2 separate regions of the Homo sapiens genome follow, and region 1 is linked to region 2. A link is an interaction called in ENCODE POLR2A ChIA-PET data of the cell type or tissue named here. Cell type or tissue: HepG2. All regions are shown on one strand. Each heading gives the region's core, and the rest is flanking DNA. Links, peaks and the distances in the headings are about the cores only.

Region 1 (8,154 bases), core at 1,959-5,958, 77 kb after region 2:
GCTGCTGGCTGGTTCCTCTTCCAGAAGTCCGTGCAGATCCTGTCCTCTGGCTTTGCCTTGCCTAAGACCCAGTCTGCACCAAGGCTGAGTCCCTGGACTTCTGGAGAGAGAGGGCTGTCCCTTTGTGCCCTACAAGTACAGTGTGTGGGCGCCTCCCCTGGGCCCTGCACAGGTTCTGTGGCACCGGCAGCATGCGGGAAGGTGGGAGGAGGCACACCCTGCCTTTGGGAAGCTGAGAACAGATCCCTGGGGGCAACCTGTGCCCCTGTAACCAGGAGGAGTCTCAATAGGAAATTTTAGCTGCTCCTGGTGGAGCAGGGCCTCTGTCTTAAGGAGAGTGGAATTTCCGAGGGACAGACATTTCCTGACCATTTGTGTATAGGAATCAAGGCAATGAGAGAACAATCAACAGGGCATGGGAGATGAGAAAAAGGTGAGATGACCTCTGACAGGCAGGCTCCTGAAGGAAGGCTTCCTGGAGGAGGTGGCATGTGAGCCCTGCAGGACAGGTAGAGGTTGGAGGATGAGACAGAGGAGGGGGCCTTGCCTTTCAGACCCCAGGCGCCACCATGCTCCCCATCTTGACTTGGGAATTTCCCAGTGACAGGGCAGGAGTGAAGTGCAGGGCCTTCCCACTGCTGGGAATTTGGCTGTGTTGGCGCGTGGGGTCTGCCCTGGGGCGCGTGCTGCCTTCGCTAGCTTCACCCCATTTCCCTCTCTCCCCTTCTTACCATCAGAGGCAGAGCTCGTGCATGCCCGACCTCGCTCCTCACGGCTCCCTGGGCAGCAGCGCCCTGGCAGTTGGAACTGGAAGGCTTATCAGAGTCCACGCAGCCCCACCGCCCTCCCCACTCTCGGGGGTGGGCATCGGGGGACAGGGCCAGGGCAGGGAGGAAGACAGGGCCCGGCTCACCCCACAGCTCAGCCCATGAGGGTGCGCAGAGCAGGGCTGGCAGGAGTGGGCCACTCCACACCCAGCCCTGTTGAAGAGAAAGAACAGAAATAGGGAACAGAAAGTTGTCGATTGCTGTGTAACAAATTGCCCGCAGTTTAGTGCCTTCAAACAAACGTAGCTGCACAGTGTCTGTGGGTCAGACATCCAGGCCCGGGGAAGGAGCCTCTGCCTCAAGGTCCCTCCCGAGGCCTCAGTCAGGGCCCGGCCGGACTGTGAGTAGATTGCACGCTCCGTGCGGGGAGGCTCGGCTTCTCTGCTGGCCCCGCGCCTGTGGGCAGGATTCAGTTCCTCATGGGCTATTAGAGTGAGGGCCTCGATCTTTTCTGCTGTTTGGCTGGAGGCCTCGCTCAGTTCTCTGCTGCACGGACCTTTCCTTGGCACAGCTCCCGCATAGCTGAGCAAGCCGCGAAGGCGGGCTCCTGCAGCCGAAGGGAATTCTCCCCTGTTTCTGCTGTGTTCTGTTTGTGTAGGTTCAGCCCCGGGGAGGAGGTTCCACAGGACAGACAGACCAGGAGTTGGGGGCGTTGAGGGCCATCTCACAGGCTGCCCACCACAGCCCCCACGCAGCCACCTGTGTCTGTGTTCTTGCCACTGTCCCTACCCTCCAGGAGTGGGTCTGGTCTCATCAGGGAGGGCAGCGCTCTCTTCACTCTGTCCTTACTCTGGTGTTTCACTGTGATTTTAAAAACTGAAACTGCACTTGTTACCCCTTGACAGAGCTGCACCCTGAGAGGGCCTCTGCGACGCCCCTCCTTCTCTTAAGCCTTTCCAAGCTGTCTGACGATTTTTAAATCCCATTTCCTGAGTGACACAGAGCATCTTTTCTTAAGCTTATGAGTGACTTATTTGTGTTTTCCTCAAAGCTAGAGGGGACCCCCAATCTGTTTGTTTCCAGAGTCCCTGATGGTGTCGTCTTGGGAGTGGAGGAACCTGAGGGAAAAGCCCAGGGACGAGTCAGGGGAGAGCTCTGCCCTGGTGCTCTTGCACGTATCCACATGGGCCACAGCTGCACCCGGCTCTCAGCAGAGGGCATCGCCATGCTCCTGGGCACAGCCGGGCCCTCTCGCCTCCCTGCGGCTCCTGATGCCTCCCAGGCTCCGCTGAGGTCACCTTGGGCACTTAGCGTGGCTGCAGCTCTTTGCAGCCCCGTGTCCTGTCATCCATGTGGCCGTCATGTGGTCACTTTTGGGCATTGCCCTGCGCAAGGTCCATGGGGACTGGGCACCTTTGGCCATTCTTTCTTTGGTTGTCTGTGCAAGTAATAAACTAAATCTGAAAAGGTCTTCAATTTATTCACCGGCCAATCTGTCAGCCTTGGCCTTGCCTTGTGCTTGACAGAGTGGAGGGGAAAGGAGGACAGACTCGGTGGGGGGCGGGGGTGGGTGAGGAAGTCCTGGGCCAGGCACCCCCTGTTTTGAGGACGCTCCGTGTCTCCCCTCGCCCAGTGCCACATTCTGCTCTCTGCCCCTTCTTTCCACAACTTGATCCATCCCCCGTAAGGCTTGGCCACTTCTCCCTCAGGATACTGTGTTTTACCCCAGCCGCCCACCTGGAGAGCCTCCGAGGGGTCGCGGGCGCTCCTCCGGGGCCTGCCGGCATCTGAAGCAGAGGAGCAGAGGCCTAGACCTCCCTTCGCCCCCAACACCTGGCGACGGACATTTGCCGGCTCTCAGCAGCGATGCGGGAATTTTACATTGCGCGTCTGGATATACACCCACCACCTGAGTGTGCCATTCACATGTTACTGGACTTTGTCACATCTAGTTAATCCTCCCTGCTTTGATCCGTTTTATTTTTTATGCATTTCCAAGTAAATTATAGACCTCAGGCGGCTTCCCTAACACTCCAGTGCGCACATCGTTACAGTCCATTTGCCACCGGGTTTTCCTTTGGATGGAAAGCTTGGCGTTCAGTGCAATGCCCTGCTCACGAGTGAATACCTGCTGAGTTTTGACAAGTGTGTGCTGTTTTGTGCCTCAAACCCTTCTCAAGGTCCTGAGCGTGGCCATCAGAAGGTTCCCTCACACACCTTCCAACCAGTGCCCTCCCGTGCAGGAGAGTGATGCTGGAGCCTGAGGCAAGAGGAACAAAATGTGTTTTGTGTGTGTGTGTGTTTTTTGTTTCTTTTCTTTCTTTCTTTCTTTTTTTTTTTGAAATGGAGTTTTGCTCTTGTTGCCCAGGCTGGAGTGCAGTGGCGCAATCTCGGCTAACTGCAACCTCCGCCTCCTGGGCTCAAGCGATTCTCCTGCCTCAGCCTCCCAAGTAGCTGCGATTACAGGCATCCACCACCACGTCTGGCTAATTTTTTATATTTAGTAGAGACAGGGTTTCACCATGTTGGTCAGGCTGGTCTCAAACTCCTGACATCAGGTGACCCACCTGCCTTTGGCCTCCCAAAGTGCTGGGTGGGGTTACAGGCATGAGCCACTGCACCTGGTCGAAAAATGTGTTTTTCAATGTTAATTTTTTTTTCCACAATGTTTCAGTAAGTGGAAAATAAAAAAAAAATTGGGAAGTGTGTATATTAAAACTCAAATATTTTAAGTTTCAATATTTTACTTATACAAAAACGGTAAGTTTACTCTCCTTACTTAAATGCAAACAAACTCGTGAATATTTCTAAAATCTACTATCTCGTTTTTCAGTTGAGAGAATTGTCATGTGAATTTCTCTTGACCAAGTGATGATCTTAAATAATTTTTCACTAACTTCAGCTGACCGAAATTTCTTTTAAAGATGCCACCGTGGCTGGGCACAGTGGCTCATGCCTGTAATCCCAGCATTTTGGGAGGCCGAGGTGGGTGGATCACGAGGTCAGGAGATTGAGACCATCCTGGCTAACACGGTGAAACCCCGTCTCGACTAAAAATACAGAAAATTAGCCGAGCATGGTGGTGGGCGCCTGTATTCCCAGGTACTCGGGAGGCTGAGGCAGGAGAATGGCATGAACCCGGGAGGCGGAGCATGCAGGGAGCCGAGATGACGCCACTGCACTCCAGCCTGGGCGACAGAGTGAGACTCCGTCTCAAAAAAAAAAAAAAATGCCACCGTGACTGGTAGTATTAAAAAGCTTCTCATGCTGGGTGCAGTGGCTCATGCCTGTAATCCCAACACTTTGGGAGGCCAGGACCAGAAGATTGTTTGAGCCTGGGAGTTCAGGGACCAGACTGGGCAACAACGTGAGACCCTGTCTCTGCAAAAAATTAAAAAATTAGCTAGGTGATCACACCTCTGCACTCTAACCTGGGCGACAAAGCAAGACTCTGTCTCAAAAAAAACAAAAAAAAATTCAGTGTTTACAAATATCTTTAGTTTGTGAAGTGCCTTGGTTGCATTTGATCTTGATCTCCGCGGGGAATCCGTGTGTGTTTTTAATGTAGTTTTTTTAAACAGATGTAAGAATATTGAATTCACACACAAACACAAACATACAACACTAAAACAAGTCGTCACATTTCATTTCACAGAAGCAGAATTTTTGCATATCAATTATGAGCACAGCAGTTTGGGGCTGTGGTGAGCTGTGTTCATGTCACTGCTCTCCAGCCTGGGCAACAAAGTGAGACCCTATCTCTTTAAAAAAAAATTATGAGCCGAGGAAGACACAATTTGGCATAATCATTTTTGGAGGGTCATGGTAGCTTATACACCCTTGTATAACCTGCCATAGTTGTTCCATGATCTTATCCCTGGCCACAAGCGTGTTTTATGTTAACACCTTTTTCCAATCTCTAATTTCATAAGCTAGACCTAGTTTTTTCTTTGATTTCTGTAAAGTCAATGCAACTTCTTTTACTGTTAATGGCATTATTCTTCATGTGGGTGTGCTCATAGTCTGACACACTTGTTCACAATCGGCTACATCTGGTGCACAATCAAAAGTAAGGGGCTGGGCTTGGTGGCTTCTGCCTGTAATCCCAGGACTTCGAGAGGCAGAGGCAGGAGGCCGTTGAGTTCAAGACAAACCTGGCAAATAGAACAAGACCCCATCTCTTTTAAAAAATTAAATTTTTCTTAAAAAGCAGGGTGTCAGATGTGGTGGCTTGTGACTGTAATCCTAGTGCTTTAGGAGGCTGAGATGAGAGGATTGCTTGAGGAGGCAGAGCTGAAGTGAGCTATGATTACTCCAGCCTGGGTGACAGAATGTGACCCTGTCTTTTTAAAAATGGAAGCAAAAGTATTTGCTTCTTTCATTCTTGATAATATCTCAAATCAAATATAATTTTCTAGTAGCAGTACACATTTGCTTTAATGTTATTAGGCACAACATCCTTTTTTATTTTATTCTTTTGGAGACAGAGTTGTGTTCTGTTGCCCAGGCTGGAGTGCAGTGGCACGATCATAGCTCACTTTAACCTTGAACTTCTGGGCTCAAGCAATTCTCCTGCATAGCTAGGACTAGAGGTGTATACCACAATACCTGGCATTTTTTTTTTTTTTAGAGTGGGTCTTGCTATGTTGCCCAGGCTGATCTGGAACTCTTGGCCCCAAATGATCCTCTCACCTTGGCCTCCCAAAACAGTGAGATTTCAGGCATGAGCCACGGCTCCTGGTTCCCTTTTTTTATGGTTAGCTATAAATTCACCTAAAGTTAATAACATGCCACCATTTGGGCCTCCAGTAATTTCTTGTGATCCCCTAAGATGTAAAATATTTTTTGCCTAACATGTAATATCTAAAATCACTCAAAATAATCTATTTTTGTTTCACTTATTTTATGGTATTCTGCAAAGCATCATTTATTAAACTGTCAATCTGAATATTTTCAAAAGACAGTTTCATTTTAGAAAAGCATCACATGAGCCAGGTGCAGTGGCTCACTCCTGAAATTCCAGCTGCTTGGGAGGCTGAGGTGGGAGTGATGCAGTGGCCGCTCCAGACGGCCTGCCGCTGCCAGGAGCCGGGGACCAGCAGGAGCCCTGCCCCTTCTGAGCTGGGGCAGGAGCAGCTCCCCGGTGCCGCTGCAGCTGCCCAAACCGTGGCTGCCAACCCGGGCCTCCCGCTCCACGGAGCAGGCAGGAACCTCACCGGCCCCTTCCCCGCCCAGCGGCGGCTGCCCAAACCGCGGCTGCAGACTCAGGCATCCCTGCACTCTTGGGGGCCCGGGAAGGCCCTCCTCCCCTCACAGGCCCAGAAGTGCCTGCTCCCAGTGCCTGGCCTCTCCCTGTTCCTGGTGCCTGCTCCAATCTCAGAGCAAAGTCGGGGCTGAGCCCTGGTGCCATGAACGGCAGCAGAAGGCAGACAGATTCCTGGGCAAAAGAGGACGGGTCCCTGGTGAGGCCCTACCTTCAGGCCAGGGAGGGCCTGAAGGTTGGGGGCCAGGCTGCCAGTGCCGGAGCACTGGAGTGGGAACTTGTGATGCTTTCTCCGGGCTGCCCATGGCTGCCCCGGGACCAATCAGCATGCACTTCCTCCCCTTTAAGGCCAATAAAAACCTTGGCTCAACCAGAGCTGAGCAGATGGGAAAACAAGCCGCAGAGAGGAGCTACCCTCTCTGCTGAGAGTTTCAGAGACCTGCAGAGACCTTGGGACTACCGGTTGCAGAGAGGAGCAACCCACTCCAGGGCCTCTTCTCTGCTAGGAGCTGGGCAGACACTGGGACAATCCCCCTGCAGAGAGGAGTCACCAGGGCTTCCTTTCTGCTGAGAGATGAACACTCAACAGGACGACTTGCTTACAGAGAGGAGCTACCCGCTGCGGGGCTCCTTCAGGCTGTTCTAACAGTCAATAAAGCTCCTCTTTGTCGTGCTCACCCTCTGCTTGTCTGCGTATCTCATTCTTCCTGGATGCAGAACGAGAACTCGGGCAAAGGTGCCACCGGCCACAGAGGTTTCCAGTCAAAAGTGACACCCCAAAGATCCTGTAACAGGAGGATCACTTGAGCCCAGGAGTTTGAGGCCACAGATGCAGTGAGCTATGATTGATTGCATCACTGCATTCAGCCTGGGTGACAGAGAAAGACTCTGTCTCAGAAGAAGACAAAAAAGAAAGCCTCACAATAAAACAAAATTTTCACGGTCACAAATTCTGTTTAACTGTTTCCAATCTTTGGAAACTTTTTTTTTTCTTTAGTTGCAAAAGTTTGATTTTATTGCATTGCTGCAGAAAAGTATGCATGAAAAATAAGGACAATTTTTTTTGGAATACATGAGCAGTCACAATGAATTCATTTGCCATTAGAATATTGAAGAAAAATGTTTTGTCAGGTGCAGTGGCTCATGCCTATAATCTCAGCAATGCAGAGGATCCCTTGAGGCCAGGAGTTCAAGACCAGCCTGGGCAACTTAGTGAGATGCCCCCTCCCCACTGCCCCATTTCTGAAACAAAAAAAGAAAAGAAAACAAGAAAACTCTAGAAATGTCCATTGTGTGAAGTAGATTCCCTAAAATCTAAATCTTTTCCTTTGTGATCTATTCAAGTATGTGCTCTATTCAGATCATTTTTACTTTATGACAAAGTAGCAGCCACAGTGGATAATTATTGCAATTCATTTGAAATGGCATCTTCTCACTTTTTTTTTTTTTTTTTTGAGATGGAGTCTCACTCTTGTCACCCAGGCTGGAGTGCAGTGGCACAATCTTGGCTCACTGCAACCTCCGCCTCCCGGGTTCAAGCAGTTCTCCTGCCTCAGCCTCCTGAGTAGCTGGGATTACAGGCATGTGCCACCACACCCAGCTAATTTTTGTGTTTTTAGTAGAGATGGGGTTTCACCATGTTGGCCAGGTTGGTCTTGAACTCCTGACCTCAGGTGATCCGCCTGCCTTGGCCTCCCAAAGTGCTGGGATTACAGGCATGAGCCACTGTGCCTGGCTGGCATCTTCTCACTTTTTTGCTCAAACTTATGTTCGCTAGTTACTGAAACTTGTAAAATTTCTCTTTAATGTTTTGAAGCAGATCCTTTAGTTAGCTGACTTTGATAACAACTCTGTTCTGATAATATCAACATTAGAGGACTCAGTCATTTTCAGTAGCCAAAATACTGTATTTCTAGCCAAACTTATAGTTGTTTCCTATAATTTTTATATATTTCTGCAAGTATTTTTATTCTTCTCCTGAACATTGTACCTCTTGGCTTTTATTTCTTATTTATTTTTATTTTAAAAAATTATTTTGTTGAGAGAATCTTGTCCAGGCTGGTCTCCAACTCTTGGCCTCAAGCAATCCTCCTGCCTTGGCCTCTCAAAGTACTGGCATTACAG
Region 2 (8,154 bases), core at 2,138-6,137:
TTTGAACTTCTCGTCCCCTCCATGTTGTGCTTTGCAGGTCTAGAGGCCTGTTCTCTAGAGGGGGAACACTGCCACCAGGGGATCCAGTGGACAATAAGCGATGGCTGTCACTGGTCACTCAGGCTCTGTGCCAAAAGACGAGCAAGCAAGGAAAGGAGTCGGTGTCCCAGCAGGGGTGACTGGCTCTGATCCTCAAGAGCAGGAAGGGCTGCTGGAACCGGGGTGGAGGAGAATCACCCTGGCACACAGCTGGCTTCTGGGGCATCACTTGGCACGCTCCTGCCCAGTTTTGGTGGGAAATGGACAAGCACAGCAGTTGCAGCCTGAAGAGCGTGTAGTGGCTGGGATGAGGGTTTGTGTCCTCCTGCCAGGTGGGTGCCCAAGCGCAGCAGAGGTGCTAGCAGAGGAAGTGGGGAATCCAGACTGAGCAGTAGATGACAAAAATCAGCTATGGTCATCCCACTAGCCTTCCTCCTACCTAACCCAGCAAAGAGACAAACCAGAGTCAGTCCTGGGAGGGGACGCTTCAGATGGGGTCCTGGAAATTTTCCAGGAAGAAAGGACGGGGGAGTTCACTGGAGAGCCATGGCCGAGCTTCCTTCCCACCTGCTAAGACTTCACCACTTCTCTAAAACACAAACCCGGCTCAACTGGTCGCCTATACAAACCTAACAAAGGCTTCGTCGGCTGCAAAAATATTGTTGCTGAAAATGGGTCAGTCTTTTGATGCCAGTGAAAGACGCTGGTCCCTGCTGATAGCACACACACACACACACACACACACACACACACACACCCCCCACACTGGGCCATGCAGCTGTTGGTACAGAGCTGCCAGGGCTAGAAACGGCTTTTCTGGGTGTCATAGGCCTTGGCCTCCCCTCCAATGCCCTGGAGGGGCAATTCCCAGTAGGAGAAGCTCCGCCCACAGGTCTGCAGGGAGCCCTCCTCAGATGAGGCAGCAAACGCCACTGCACTCTGTTGGCCGACATAAGATGTCCTAAAGGAAAGTCATCTCTGGAGTTAGATAAATATGGCCTGAAACCTTTATGTCCTGAATATTGGGGAGAGGGAGGAGAAATGGGGAGAAAAGAGTAAAAACAACCATGAGAAGCCTTGGACAGGATCAGGTGAAGTGCATCCTTGGGAGAAGGGGGAAATGATTCTTACTTTGAGTGAGTTCCGAACTGCCTTGGGGAGAAGCCCTAAACCTGTAGCCCAAGATGACAAGAACTTAATTCCTAGAAATAAAAAAGCCTCCACTATCCCTGTCATGGGATGCCATCAAAAGTTGCCTGGGAGGGACAGTTGTGTGATGAGTTTTGAGTTTTCGAGAACTCAGGAGTCCTGAGCGGGCGCATGGAGACGACAAAGAAGAATGGGAGCTGGAAAACCGGAGTGGGAGGCACCATGAGACCCAAGTCGCTGGTCTCAGGTGCTAGCAGGAAGTGAATGCTGGGGACGCAGGAAGTGAACGCTGGGGACAGGGGACGTCGTTTCTCATCCCATGAGGGCCAGGACTCTAATGAGTCCAGCACAGATGGACGTCCTGGTGGCAGGACTCAGTGTCTGCACCGGGTGACACACAGGGCCCAGCCTCATCTTCATCAATAGGAAAACATGAGCTCTGGTAGGGCAGCCCCACATTCAAACCTGGGCGCCTCTGGGCATCAGAGGAGGAAGGGCCCAAACCACCTGAACAAGTGCTTGCCCCAAAGGGCACAGTGACCTGGCTGGGGGCGACATCCAGAGTCCTGAGCAGGAGCAGGGACCCCTCCACCCCTCCACACACTGCCCCAACGGTTCTGGGAAGACCCTCACCGCCACATCTCAGAGATACATGGCCTTTAAGCAGACACTCCTAGAAAGTTGTTGTGACCGGGTGCAGTGGCTCACGCCTGTAATCCCAGCACTTTGGGAGGCCGAGGTGGGCAGGTCAAGAGATCAAGACCATCCTGGCCAACATAGTGAAACCCCGTCTCTACTAAAACTACAAAAATTAGCTGGATGTGCTGGCACACACCTGTAGTCCCAGCTATTTGAGAGGCTGAGGCAGGAGAATCACTTGAACCCGGGAGGTGGAGGTTGCAGTGAGCTGAGATCATGCCACTGCACTCCAACCTGGCAGCAGAGCAAGACTCCATCTCAAAAAAAAAAAAAAAAAGTTGTTGTTGTTATTGTTTTTAATCCAAGTGAGAAAGAACACGGGAGTCCACCTGAGCAAAGCAGGAAGACCATGTGGAGAGCTGAGAAAACAAGCAAGGAAGACACATTCCTCCTTCCACCCCAATGGAAATAGACACTTTTACATTTCCCCTTCTGGGGCTTTCCATTGGCACATTCTTTCCTATGGCTGTCAGAATAGGATATTGGCCGAGAAAAGCACATGTTTTGCTTTGTCTTTTAGCAACATTGCCACCTCTGCCTTCTTTTGCTTCACAGATATGCCCATGCCCATTATTTTATGTTTTACTTTTCTGTAGCATTTTTGTGCCGATTTGACTGAAAAGCCCTCAAATATTGAATATCTTCAATCCCATCTGAGTGCTCACAGCTCCTATGTTAGCTATTTGTTGCCCTCACAGTCATTCCTGGTCTGTATCTGTTGAATTGCTTTCTGTGGTTTATTTGTTTTCATCATCTGAATTTTGCTCTATAGACTACTTTATTTGTTTATAATCTCTACAGAGGTTTGGATGATAAACATAAGCTTGGTAAACCTCCAGCAACAGTTGTTCAAAATAGCATGAAACTCATATCTAATTACTGAAGACAAAGATTGGAAATGAATAGAAGTCAAATAAAAATAACTTCACAATACAAAAAATTTAATGCTTTTGCTTTTTACTATGCAGGTTCTCCATCTCTATTAACAAAGCAAGCCATTTTAAGCCAAATATCCTGCTCAAAATAGGTTTCTTATTTTATATTTAATAGTCTATAGCATTACTATATTTATGCTTTCTAATTATCAAATGCTTATAATAAAGTATATTACATATAATTTATAATTTATGTAAATTATTGTAAATGCTTATTATAGAATATGAAGGATACTGAAATATATAAAGAGGAAAACTAATGTCACCCATATTCTACCACCCAGAGGAAAGCACTATGAAAATTTGGGCATTCCTTCAGGTTTTTCTTCCAGATATACACTGACATGAAGGCACACCCCTAAAAACCTATCTGTTAATTCATACACCTCCTCTATAAGGTAAGTTCATTTTTTTTTAAGACAGAGTTTCACTGTTATTGCCCAAGCTGCAGTGCAATGGCGCGACCTTGGCTCACTGCAACCTCCGCCTCCCGAGTTCAAGTGATTCTCCTGCCTCAGCCTCCCAAGTAGCTGGGATTACAGGTGTGCACCACCACGCCCGGCTAATTTTTTGTATTTTTAGTAGACATGGTGTTTCACCATGTTAGCCAGGCTATTCTCGAACTCCTGACCCCAGGTGACCCGCCCACCTCAGCCTCTGAAAGTGCTGGGATTACAGGCGTGAGCCACCGTGCCTGGCTGGTAAGTTCATATTTTTCAAACCAAATTGCAAATCTTGGTTTCTCAGGCCAACATGAGGCACAAAGATCAGCAGGGTCTCATGCCCACCAAGTCCATGGCTGACAACGCTCACCCTTCCTGCATCCAGGAAACAATTGGGAACACTGCAAACTCTTCCCAGATTTCCTGGGACCTCCTCTTGGCCTTTGACCTCAAGAGTTGGAATAAGTTGGGGACTAAAATGCTGAGGTCAGCCCGGACTTCTGGCTCTCCTCACTCAGACAGAACCTGCATCTTCCACTGGAACCCTAATGATTTACATCAATATGTGGGAGAGCTACGCTGCCCTACCCAGGCCCTCACTCAGCAGACAACAGCCTCCTTTGTATTGATGGTAGATTTTAAGGCCACGAAGAGGAGGAGTGGCTTAACACAGAAAGGCCAGTCCCTACCACAAACAATGTCTCAATGGCAATGATTACAAATCCAAAATTATCATTTTTGCGGCTGGCTTCCAACATGAACTGACTTATAGCAAAAGGAGTTTATAAGAAGCCTTAATAACCTTGAGAAATATCTTACAATGGACACTTTATTGAGATTTGGTAAGAACAGCCCCTTTTAAAATCCTCTAACAAAGAGTTTAGAAAAATAGTCTTCTAGATGTCGAACTTTGGGAGCTCCATTTCTCCTTGTAACTGGGCAGATCAAAACTCTATTTTCTAAGGAATCGCTTAGGTTGGCCACGTTGGCCTGAACCCAGGGCAAGCAGGGCAGGCTTCTTCCCTCCATGCATGTGGCCCTACATGCATCACCACTTTCACTGGGGGTCATGGTGGGAGCTTGAAATTGGCCATGTGGGCGTATCTGTGTCACAGAAATAGATAAATGCTACATATTTTTTCTTTCTTTTTTTTTATTTTTCCAGAGAGCCAACTGTTACACATTAACTAGCACACCACTGGAGTCAGCCCAACAAATGATTGGAATCAGTTCCTGGTGTCCTTGCCAAAGCATCGAGTTTTAAATCACAGATGACTGCCCCTGTGCCAACGAATTCTTCTCCAGCCACCCATCTAGCGTTATGCTCCTTCGCCACCACACTGCGAAGAACCAGCGTCACCTGTGTTCCTTCAGCTCCTGCTGGCACACATTAGCTTTGCAATTCCTTTGGAGAACAGGACAGTTCTGACCAGAGCTGAGCATATGCCTCTCTGCTCTAGCTACGGTGAAGCCTGCCCCTGGATGTTGGCATCAAGGAGCAGTGGTGAGGGCAGGTCTTGAGAACAAACACCTTGCAGGACACCTACCACAGGTAAGGTATTCCGTAAGAACAACCTGTTCTCCGGCAAGGAGGAAGTATTTGCTTCTGTTGGCTTGGAGGCTTCTGAGAATTTGGGGGTTTGAGATTCTCAGCTTATCTACTCAATTGTCCATAGCCATGGTCTCAGGACCATTCACTATCTGGCTCCTGACTGATGCAGCAGGCCTGTCAAGGCTGTGACTTTAGTCTCGTTTGTAGCCTTCAACCCTTATCAAATTTGAGGTCTTCTTTTCTTTTTTTTCTTTTTTTTTGAGACGGAGTCTCACTTTGTTGCCCAGGCTGGAGTGCAGTGGCGTGATCTCGACTCACTGCAACCTCCGCCCCCTGGGTTCAAGCGATTCTCCTGCCTCAGCGTCCCGAGTAGCTGGGATTACAAGCACGCACTACCACGCCTGGCTAGCTTTTGTATTTTTAGTAGAGAGGGGGATTTTGCCCATGTTAGCCAGGCTGGTCTCGAACTCCTGACCTCAAGTGATCTGCCCCCATCGGCCTCCCAAAGTGCTGGGATTACAGATGTGAGCCACTGCGCCCAGCCTCGAGGTCTGATTTTCTTTTTTCTTTTTGGCTCACTGCAACCTCTGCCTCCCGCGTTCAAGCGATTCTCCTGCCTCAGCCTCCCGAGTAGCTGGGATTATAGGCGCACGCTGCCACGGCCGGCTAATTTTTGTATTTTTAGTAGAGATGGCTAATTTTTAATTTTCACTATGTTGGCCAGGCTGGTCTCGAACTCCTGACCTCAGGTAATCCCTCTGCCTTGGCCTCCCAAAGTGCTGGGATTACAGGCGTGAGCCACTGTGCCTGGCCGATTTGCAACAGTGATTTCTCCTACCCAGTGGCTGTAGGAGATGTAAATCTCCTGAGCTGCCAGTGAGGCCCTTGGGCATTCAAAGTTTGTCTTAGGTTGGCAAGGAACTCTCCCAAGCCCACCGTTTCCTTTCTTCTGAGTGTTCAGCTCCAACATAAGAAGGCACCACCCTTCTGCATAATCATGATCATTATCATTGTCTCCCACTCAGGAAGCACCACCCAATGCCTTGCTCTCTGGCTGCACCCATCATAACTGACCACAGGTGAAAACTCCAGTAATCATAACGCCACTGTGTGATGAACGGTCACCAGCGGTCAGCAAACTTTTTCTGTAAAAGGACAGATAGTAAGTAATTCAGGCTTTGTGGGCCTCGTGTGATATCTGCAGCGTATTCTCTGACTTTTCCCCCTCCCTTTCCCTCTAGCCCACAAGCCATGGAAGAACAGGCCATAGTTTGCTGACCCCTGGTCATTACAATCCCACTTACCAGAGGTATGGAGACCCTGTGACTCTGAAACAGGTGGGAAGATAGATTCCAACGTGAAGCCTTGAGTGAGGGTCGGCTTTGTCAAACCATTTTCAGTATCCAGTGTCTTAGTTTAGGTTCCCTAGAAAACAGAGCCAGGGAACAGGCTTAAGAACAAAAGCTTTGGCCGGGCGCGGTGGCTCACGCCTGTAATCCCAGCACTCTGGGGGGATGAGTCAGGCAGATCACGAGGTCAGGAGATCGAGACCATCCTGGCTAACACGGTGAAACCCCATCTCTACTAAAAATACAAAAAATTAGCCGGGCGTGGTGGCGGGCGCCTGTAGTCCCAGCTACTCTGGAGGCTGAGGCAGGAGAATGGGGTGAACCCGGGAGGCGGAGCTTGCAGTGAGCCGAGATCATGCCACTGCACTCTAGAGCCTGGGGGACAGAGCGAGACTCCGTATCACAAAAAAAAAAAAAAAAAGAACAAAAGCTTTATTGGGAGGCACAATCCCAGGGCAGGGAGAGTGGAGAAAAAAGGAAGAAAAGGCAAGGTGAGGCATCCCCATGCTGGCTGCTGCTTCCTGATGAGCCACACGAGGCAAGCCAGACACGCGGCATGTCCTCATGCAGCTTGTGAACGCCAATGCCCTGGTCCATTGGGAAACCATGCCTTGGATTTTGGCCCAACAGAGGGCAAAGGGTAAGGGTATTATCCACTGGCTCTCTCCTGCCTCCCACTGAAAGGTTTTGGGAAGAGCCCTGGCAGCACCTATGGCAGTGGCCTTTCTTGGGCCAGCAGTGACAGCCACCCAGGCTACCGTGTCTAGCAAGCCCGGGACTATCTGGGCCCCCTTCTGTTTCCAGCATATGTGGTCCAGGGCACACAGTCTGCCACTGCCCTGCAGGGAGCTCGGGGAACAGGGTCCCATTCCTCATCTTCCTGTGGTTTGAAAGACTCAAACAGGGTGTGGGGAAGCCCAGATCCAGGCGAACCTCACAGGGTGGACCCTAGCGTTACAAGAGTGCTCTTTAGGAATCTCATTTCAATCGTGTCTTCACTCACTCTCTGAGTCCCTTCTCAGAGGATTCAGAGGCCCTGCCGGGTGGACCAGGAGGTGACAATGCAAGGCTCTGGTCTCAAAGCTCCCTGCCTGGGGGACTCCTGGCCCCAGGCTCCTGCCTGTGCTCCTCCTCTTGATAGCTTCTCCAGTTTTCACACTATTCTTCCAGCACCTTCTCCATACAATGCCTTTCCTCCCGAGAGCCCCTTTCCTTTGTCATTTCTCCTGGTCCTCTCGCCTTCTTTGGTTTAGGGTTTGGCCAGCCGCAGAGCGTGGGGGGTGGATGTGCGGGGTGGATGTGGTGGAAGGTCTGCATTGGCAGTGCAGCCTCAGGTCCTCCCTGTTCTTTGCTCCTCGTTCCTGTCTCAAGTAGAGATCTGAACCCCTTTTGGGGGTTATTTGTGACTCTTCCTTTGAGGCCAGTCACACACCAGCCTGGAAAAACTGCTCCAGCCCGGCAGTGCCCAGAGGAATCGAGCTGAAGATGTCCCCCGCGAGGAGGGCCCTGCCTGCCATGAACCGCTCAGCACTTTCTGAGCCCAGAGCGTGGTGCTGGCAGGGATTCTCTCTGCGTTCTCATCAACCACGTGAGCCCAGCAAGCTCTTCCACGGTGGCTGCAGCCTTGGTGGGGATGCCTGGGTTTATGCTCAAGGTCTCAGGGAACCCCCCCTGGGGCCGCCACACCGTGGTCATCAAGCACCCACTGCGAGAAGTGCCCGGGAATGTCTGCCCGTGTCCGTGGTCACAGGGCACACAACTGACTCTGCAGCAGGAGGGCACACGACTGACTCTGCAGCAGGAGGGCACACGACTGACTCTGCAGCAGGAGGGCACACGACTGACTCTGCAGCAGGAGGGCACACGACTGACTCTGCAGCAGGAGGGCACACGACTGACTCTGCAGCAGGAGGGCACACGACTGACTCTGCAGCAGGAGGGCACACGACTGACTCTGCAGCAGGAGGGCACACGACTGACTCTGCAGC

Evidence for each region. ChIA-PET counts read pairs that join two places held together with the same protein. Peaks named below come from ENCODE experiments on the same cell type or tissue, not always from the same donor. Only the 100,000 strongest peaks of a DNase experiment are listed, where the experiment ranks them.
Region 1: POLR2A ChIA-PET joins it to region 2 with 10 read pairs; 5 of 35 experiments call an interaction of 5 or more read pairs at or near these places.

Annotation. Positions count from the first base shown.
Region 1 is chr2:238,219,196-238,227,349 of GRCh38, reverse strand. LINC02610 (long intergenic non-protein coding RNA 2610) reads left to right here. Exons shown (of 3, transcript NR_026926.1): 3 at 1,851-2,237. Among named protein-coding and RNA genes, the nearest start is that of LINC02610, 8.4 kb to the left of the region's middle. In HepG2, for the core only: no CTCF peak of the experiment used is centred there; no DNase peak of the experiment used is centred there; H3K4me3 peaks cover 319 bases; H3K27me3 peaks cover 2,084 bases.
Region 2 is chr2:238,296,465-238,304,618 of GRCh38, reverse strand. It overlaps LOC112268433 (a long non-coding RNA gene), which reads right to left. Exons shown (of 3, transcript XR_002959458.2): 2 at 6,122-6,242; 3 at 5,873-5,962. It also overlaps a transcript of PER2 not described here. Among named protein-coding and RNA genes, the nearest start is that of PER2, 12 kb to the right of the region's middle. RefSeq lists a silencer at 4,864-5,064. In HepG2, for the core only: no CTCF peak of the experiment used is centred there; DNase peaks (open chromatin) are centred at 3,908 and 4,502; H3K4me3 peaks cover 1,015 bases.